Linked DNA regions of Homo sapiens: region 1 is linked to region 2. A link is an interaction called in ENCODE POLR2A ChIA-PET data of the cell type or tissue named here. Cell type or tissue: PC-9. All regions are shown on one strand. Region 1 overlaps COQ5 (coenzyme Q5, methyltransferase). Region 2 overlaps MSI1 (musashi RNA binding protein 1).

What was found. ChIA-PET counts read pairs that join two places held together with the same protein. Peaks named below come from ENCODE experiments on the same cell type or tissue, not always from the same donor. Only the 100,000 strongest peaks of a DNase experiment are listed, where the experiment ranks them.
Region 1: POLR2A ChIA-PET joins it to region 2 with 9 read pairs; 7 of 35 experiments call an interaction of 5 or more read pairs at or near these places.

Annotation. Positions count from the first base shown.
Region 1 is chr12:120,511,014-120,515,013 of GRCh38, forward strand. The region is part of intron 3 of COQ5 (coenzyme Q5, methyltransferase); the gene reads right to left. Among named protein-coding and RNA genes, the nearest start is that of COQ5, 16 kb to the right of the region's middle. In PC-9, no CTCF peak of the experiment used is centred here; no DNase peak of the experiment used is centred here.
Region 2 is chr12:120,354,630-120,358,629 of GRCh38, forward strand. It overlaps MSI1 (musashi RNA binding protein 1), which reads right to left. Exons shown (of 15, transcript NM_002442.4): 8 at 3,187-3,269; 9 at 2,273-2,390. Among named protein-coding and RNA genes, the nearest start is that of MSI1, 13 kb to the right of the region's middle. RefSeq lists enhancers at 1,806-2,306, 3,743-4,000. In PC-9, CTCF peaks have their summits at 2,058 (motif pointing right) and 2,265; a DNase peak (open chromatin) is centred at 2,282; H3K4me3 peaks cover 491 bases; H3K27ac peaks cover 281 bases.

The sequences.
Region 1 (4,000 bases), 160 kb after region 2:
AAATCCCAGCATTTTGGGAAGCTGAGGGAGGCAGATCACGAGGTCAGGAGATCGAAACATGGTGAAACCCCGTCTCTACTAAAAATACAAAAAATTAGCCGGGCGTGGTGGCATGCACCTGTAGTCCCAGCTACTGGGGAGGCTGAGGCAGGAGAATTGCTTGAATTCGGGAGGTGGAGGTTGCAGTGAGCTGAGATCGCGCCACTGCACTCCAGCCTGGGTGACAGAGCGAGACTCTGTCTCAAAAAAAAAAAAAAAAGAAAGTATGCCTTTTGACCCAGTGATTTGATTTTTAGGGAAAGGACATTGACATCATCATCACAGCTACTGCTTAGAGGGCCCTTATCAAGTGGCAGGGTCTGTGTTATTTTATGTACATCTTTAGATAGATTATCTTAGTATATCCTCATACCAACTCTGTGAGAGAGTTACTACCATTATCCTCATGTTTCAGGTCAGCAAAGTGAACATCAGAAAGGTTTAAAGTCTGAGCTGAGCACGGTGGCATGCACCTGTAATCCCAGAGACTCAGGAGGCTGAGGTGGGAGGAGAGCTTGAGCCCAGGAGTTCAAGACCAGCCTGGGTAACACAGCAAGACCATATCTCGAAAAAATAAAAAGCAAAAAGAGAAAGGTTGCTTGCCCAAGGTCACACAGATGGACTGGAACCCAGAGCCTATGTTTTCAACAGCTATGGCATATCACCTCCTAGTACGAAGTAGTTATTAGAGTTTAAACACTTGACTAAGGTTATACAGTCAGTAAACGAATGAATCCATGCAAAAATTACAAATAAGAATGTCACAAAGTTGTGCTACATGCAAAACATTGGGGAAAAAAAGAATTCTCAATTGGTTATTGGTTATATGAATCATGAAACATCCATATGGAAGAATAGCATAAAAAATAATGATTTTGGCCGGGTGTGGTGGCTCACGCCTGTAATCCCAGCACTTTGGGAGGCCGAGGCGGGCAGATCATGAGGTCAGGAGTTCAAGACCATCCGGGCTAACACGGTGAAACCCCATCTCTACTAAAAATACAAAAATTAGCCAGACGTGGTGGTGGGTGCCTGTAGTTCCAGCTAATCAGGAGGCTGAGGCAGGAGAATGGTGTGAACCTGGGAGGTGGAGCTTGCAGTGAGCCGAGATCATGCCACCGCACTCCAGCCTGGGTGACAGAACGAGACTCCGTCTCAAAAATAAAATAAAATAAAATAAAATAAAAATAATGATTTCAAGGAATTTCTAATGACTTGGAGAAATCTTTTGATACCATAGTAAATTAAAGCAGGATTACTAAATTGTAGGACGGGCGCGGTGGCTCATGCCTGTAACCCCAGCACTTTGGAAGGCTGAGGCAGGTGGATCACGAGGTCAAGAGTTCGAGACCAGCCTGGCCAAGATGGTGAAACCCCCTCTCTACTAAAAATATAAAAATTAGCTGGGCTTGGTGGAGGGTGCCTGTAATCCCAGCTACTTGGGAGGCTGAGGCAGGGGAATCGCTTGAACCGGGAGGCGGAGGTTGCAGTGAGCTGAGATCGTACCACTGCACTCCAGCCTGGGTGACAAAGCAGGACTCTGTCTCAAAAATAAATACATAAATAAACAAACAAATAAATAAATAAATTGTATATATAGGATGTTCTCAACTTTATAAAAAGGGAATAATTAGGAAAAAGGAAGGAAACATTACCATATTGAGGGGCAACTCTGAATGTTGGAATTATGGTTAACATTTACTTTCTTCTTAATACTTTTCCAGGCCAGGTGCGATAGCCCACACCTGCAATCCCAGCACTTTGGGAGGCTGAAGAGGGCAGACCACTTGAGGCCAAGAGTTTGAGAGTAGCCTGGCCAACATGGCAAAACCCTATCTCTAATAAAAATACAAAAATTAGCCAGGCATGGTGGCATACACCTATAATCCTAGCTACTCACCTGCCTGATTTTTTTTTTTGTATTTTTAGTAGAGACAGGGTTTCGCCATGTTGGCCAGGCTATTCTCGAACTCCTGACCTGAGGTGATCCACCTGCCTCGGCCTCCCAAAGTGCTGGGATTACAGGTGTGAGCCACAGCACCCAGCCAAATATGTATATATTTTAAAGCTCCTGCCCCTAAGATCTTCCATTTGGGAAGGAAAGTGCTACATAAAAAATATAAATAAAACACATAACCATGCTATACATTAAAAAAAAAAGTAGTTAAGGGCCAGGTGCAGTGGCTCACACCTGTAATCCCAGCACTTTGGGAGGCCGAGGCGGGCGGATCACAAGGTCAGGAGATCGAGACCATCCTGGCTAACACAGAGAAACCCCATCTCTACTAAAAATACAAAAATTAGCCGGGCGTGGCGGCATGTGCCTGTAGTCCCAGCTGCTGCGGAGGCTGAGGCAAGAGAATGGCGTGAACCCGGGAGGCGGAGCTTGCAGTGAGCCGAGATTGCGCCACTGCACTCCAGCCTGGGCGACAGAGCGAGACTCCGTCTCAAAAAAAAAAAAAAAAGTAGTTAAGTTACACATTAACTTTTTTTTTTTTTTTGAGACAGAGCCTTGCTCTGTCACCCAGTCTGTAGTGTAGTGGTGCGACGTCCACCTCCTGGGTTCAAGAGATTCTCGTGCCTCAGCCTCCTGAGTAGCTGGGATTACAGGCGCGCACCACCACGCCTGGCTAATTTTTGTATTTTTAGTAGAGACAGGGTTTCACCATGTTGACCAGGCTGGTCTCAAACTTTTGACCTCAGGTGATCTGCCTGCCTCAGCCTCCCAAAGTGCTGGGATTACAGGTATAAGCTACTGCGCCCGACCACACATTAACTTTTATATTTATTAAATAATTTCTAGGGTCCTCCTACTTAGTTTCTACTTTTCATGATGTTTTTGCAAAGGTATGATTATTGGAGATTGATAAAACAAGGAGGAAAGATAAATCTGTACTATGGGGCACTTAATAATTCCTACACAGATGCATTTGTCTTGGTGCTTAGGAGAGCTCGACGGGCAGGCTATGCAATGGAAGAGATGATTCCAGAAATGGAACACTGCTTATCATTTCAATATCTTTGTTTTCCGTTCTTTATGGCTGAGTACCAGAGAGAAGGGAAACATGTTTGTCAGTAGGAGTAAGGAAACATAGTGCCTTTGTCTAAAAACACTAGCGACTGTCCGCCTTCTGACCAGTATTGATGGTTAACAAAGGAGCCCTTCAGCTTGGGGGCCAAGTGGGCTGCAGCTCGTCTAGGCAGCTCCTTCTGGGGGTGGGAGGAGGAAGAGGAGGAAGATTTGAGCTAAAATAACCATAGACACTCATGGTGGGGGAGGAGAAGGAGAGAAATGCTGATGTTGACCTGAGGGACGTTCTTTGTTATATACCACTGCCCCTCACAGTGGCCATCTGTGGTCCCTGGCCAGCATGGAAGAGGGCAGAATAGCGGCTCTGAAAAGCTGGGCTGGGCGCAGTGGCTCACACCTATAATCCCAACACTTTGGGAGGAATGGGTGGACAGATCACATGAGACCAGGAGTTCGAGACCAGCCTGGCCAACATAGTGAAACCCCGTCTCTACTAAAAATACAAAAAAATTAGCCGGGTATGGTGCTGCGCAGCTGTAATCCCAGCTACTCGGGAGGCTGAGGCACAAGAATTGCTTGAACCCGGGAGGCAGAGGTTGTAGTGACCCGAGATCGCTCCACTGTACTCCATCCTGGGCAACAGGGCAAGACTCTGTCTCAGAAACAACAACAACAACAACAACAACAACAACAACAACAAAAACTGGGCCAACAGGGTGCAGTTGCCAGGACGGAGTTTCTCTCTTGTTGCCTAGGCTGGAGTGCAATGGCACCATCTTGGTTCACCACAACCTCCACCTTCCAGGTTCAAGCAATTCTCCTGCCTCAGCCTTCAAATAGCTGGGATTACAGGCATGTGTCACCACACCCAGCTAATTTTGTATTTTTAGTAGAGACAGGGTTTCTCCATATTGGTCAGGCTGGTCTCGA
Region 2 (4,000 bases):
CATGTTGGTCAGGCTGGTCTCGAACTCCCAACCTCAGGTGATCCACCCGCCTCAGCCTCCCAAAGTGCTGGGATTACAGGCGTGAGCCAAGGTGCCTAACTTCTTTTTCCACCTCTTAAATGAAGGGTGAAAACAGCTCATGAATCACCTTAGAATAAAACTTTCTCAATGTTCTAAATAAAACAAAGTGAAAGAGACAAGACAACTAACTACAATACCTGATTCTAGCCTGGATCTTATTCTGAAGGACAAAAATATTCTATAAAGAGCATTACTGGGTCTGGCTGGCCATGGTGGCTCATGCCTACCACCACAACACTTTGGGAACCTGAGGTGAGAAGATTGCTTGAGGCCAGGAGTTCGAGACCAGCTGGGCAACATAGTGAGACCCCGTCTCTACCAAAAAAAAAAAAAAAAAAAAAAAAAAGAGCATTATTGGGTCAATTGATAAAATTGGAAAATAGAAAGTAGATTAGATAAAAATATTGTATCAAGGCCGGGCGCGGTGGCTCACGCCTGTAATCCCAGCACTTTGGGAGGCTGAGGCGGGCAGATCACGAGGTCAGGAGATCAAGACCATCCTGGCTAACACAGTGAAACCCCGTCTCTACTAAAAATACAAAAAATTAGCTGGGCACGGTGGCGGGCGCCTGTAGTCCCAGCTACTCGGGAGACTGAGGCAGGAGAATGGCGTGAACCCAGGAGGCGGAGCTTCCAGTGAGCCAAGATCCCGCCACTGCAGTCCGGCCTGCGAAAGAGTGAGACTCCGTCTCAAAAAAAAAAAAAAAAAGAAAGAAAAAAATATTGTATCAATTATAAACTTAGGAAGTTGATAACTAAACTGTGGTTACATGAAAGAATATCCCTAATCTTAGGAAGCATCAAAGGGTAAAGGGCCACGATGCATGTAACTAGCCCTCAAATGATTCAGTGAAAAATCACAAGTCTGTGTGTCTATACATGTGTACATACATATTTGCAAACACACATACACACACATATATACACATAGAGTAAAACTGATCAACCAAAATGGGGGCAAAATGTTAAGAACAGGTGAATCTGATAACAGGGTATATGGATGTTCTTTGTACTGTTTTATTTTTGCAGCTCCTCTGAGTTTGGGATTACTTCCAAATAACATGTTAAAGAAAAAAGAAAAGCTTCAAGGAAGACTGTGCCCTATTTGGAGGCTGCTCGCCTCCCCGACTTCTGACCCTCTAGCCCATGCCGTGCCCCCTCCTCTGAATTCCCAGAGTACCTCTCTGTGTGCCACTCCCCCATGCCTGGCATAAAGACCCCCTTGTACTGTTCTCTTTCTGTGTGTACACATCTCATCTCCCCAGGGAGCCTATGAGCTTCCTGGGGGGCCAAACTCAGATTTACCACCCTCAGTCTTGGACCCAAAGCACAGCTGACTCCTGCTCAGCTTTCAAGGCTCATGGCAGCCTTCACCTCTTCCAGGAAGTCTCCTCAACCTCCAGGTGGGTTTAGGGGCCTCCCACAGCCTCCAGTCACTCTGTAGTGGCAGTGCCCATTTACTCCTGTCTCCAACTTGAAGGAGAGCCCCATGAGAGCAGGCTCTCCTTCTCAGAAGTTGCTCAATAAATATTACCTGAATGAATAAGACCAGGCAGCCTTCCTTTTGCCCCCTCCAAAGGCCTTTGGCCTTTGCAAATGCTGTTCCCTCCGCCTGGAACACTTTTCCCCTTCCCGTCTCTCCAGCCTCCCCATCACTGGCTCCTACTCCACCCGCAGACTCAACTTAAATGTAACTTCTTTTCCCACTTCTCCAAGTCACGGTCAAGTTCCCTGTGACCACACTCCCTCGGCACCCTACACTTCTGCATCTGAAATCTATTTTATCTTCTTACTTGTTTTCCCTGCCAGATTGTAAAGAAAGTCATTGTTGCAGTTCCTGGCATAATGTCTGGCATATAGAGTTGCTCAATAACTGTGTACTGGATGGATGAATGGATAGAGGAATGGACAGATGGAGGGATGGATGGACGAGAGAATGGACAGATTGACAGGACCAATGAATATGGTTGGACCTTTCTGCTGGCTACCACCAGAGGGCAGCACCCCCCAACCAAACCACCCCACCTTGGGTAGGACTGCCAGACCCGACAGATCCCTTGTCCCCACTCCTGCTCAATGACTCAGACAGGAGGAGGGCAGACCACAGGGGAGGTGCAACACCCACACAGCCCCTGCTAGTCCTGGGAGCAGTTCTGGCAGAAAGAAGCCGCAGGCGCAGGCTCGCGCATACCCAGCATGCCGATGCCCAGCATGAAGGCGTCCATTCCGTAGGGCATGACTCGAGACCTCCCCCGGGCTGAGCCCGTTGGCGACATCACCTCCTTTGGCTGAGCTTTCTTACATTCCACCTGCAATGAGACCTGGCGGTTAGTCTTTCCCACAGAGCTAGAGTCATTAGCCCTCTTGTTCCCTGGAAAGCCCCTTTATTAATTTTATTAATTTCACTGTCCAGCTGAAAACTATTTCATGGTTACCACTGATGGAGCACTCACTATGTGCTGGGGAGTGTGTAAACGGCTTTGCATGCAATCGTTCAATGAATGCTTACACCAATACTACCAATACTATGATGGAGGAGCTTTTCCAGTCCCATTTGACAGATGTGGAAACTGAGGCTCAGAGAAGGGAGGTCATCTGCCTGATTAACTACCGTGTGACACTGCCTCCCTGTCTAGGTTTTTAGGGGTTGGAAGAACTGGCTCTGCCTCCACTCACTCGAAGCCCCTCTGCCTGCCTTTAGAACCTCATAGCTTCCCTGGCAGGCCCCACAAGGAGCCCCAGTCTTCTCTGTGCCTGCGCTCCATCCAATCCCAACTCACCATGTTTTTGTTTTTGTTTTGTTTTGTTTGAGACGGAGTCTCACTCACTCTGTTGCCCAGGCTGAAGTGCAGTGGCACAATCTCAGCTCACTGCAACCTCCACCTCCCGGGTTCAAGCGATTCTCCTGCCTCAGCCTCCCAAGTAGCTGGGATTACAGGCACGCACCACCATGCCTGGCTAATTTTTGTATTTTTAGTAGAGACAGGGTTTCACTGTGTTGGCCAATCTGGTCTCAAACTCCTGACCTCATGTAATCTGCCCACCTCAACCTCCCCAAAGTGCTTGGCTTACAGGCGTGAGCCACTGCGCCCGGACCCAACTCACCATTTTGTTGTTGATTTCATGAAAATGAATTTCACACACTTTCTCCACGATGTCCTCACTCTCAAACGTGACAAACCCGAACCCTAGAGGTTGGACAAAGGATAAAGGCAAGGTCAGAACCAGAGCGCAGGGTCAAAACTCAACCCCAGGTCGTACCAATATCCCCGCTCCTCTCTCTCTGGCGAGTGAGAGTTAATGAAAGGCTCTGCTCACAGCCTGGAATCCTCTCAACTATCCACTGAGACAGGGTTTCAAGTCCCAGAATACAGATGAGGAAAATAAGGTTCAGGTAAGTGAAGTAACTTGCCCAAGGTCACACAGCAAGTTAGAAAGTGGTAGAGCTGTGATGAGAATACACTCAACATGCTTTTTCTAGTCCTCAGGTGTTTTCCAAAGAGGGAAGAAGGAACACACATGCACACTCATTTAAACTTACACAAAGGTGTACATGTCCAAACATACAAATGTACATAGACACACATTCACGCATGCATACATCTAGATACCTGCGTATCACGCAGACACATGCAGTTACCCTGACATACCAGATATAAACAGATATTTAGGCACAGATACCCCCTTTTGCACAGATACAAATACACACACACACAGAACACATACCCCACTCCCAAAATGGACTAAAAGTCCTGAAACAACTGGAGAAACAACCCTGTCTCCTCCTGGGTGTGCCCCAGGGACTGGAAAGGGATTTCTCAGAAGGTAAGGCCCTCGGGAGAAAAACAGCCAGGTGGCGCACACGCACACGGTGTGGCCCAGATGCTCACAGGTTCAGAGGCAACGGGGCTGGGGGCTG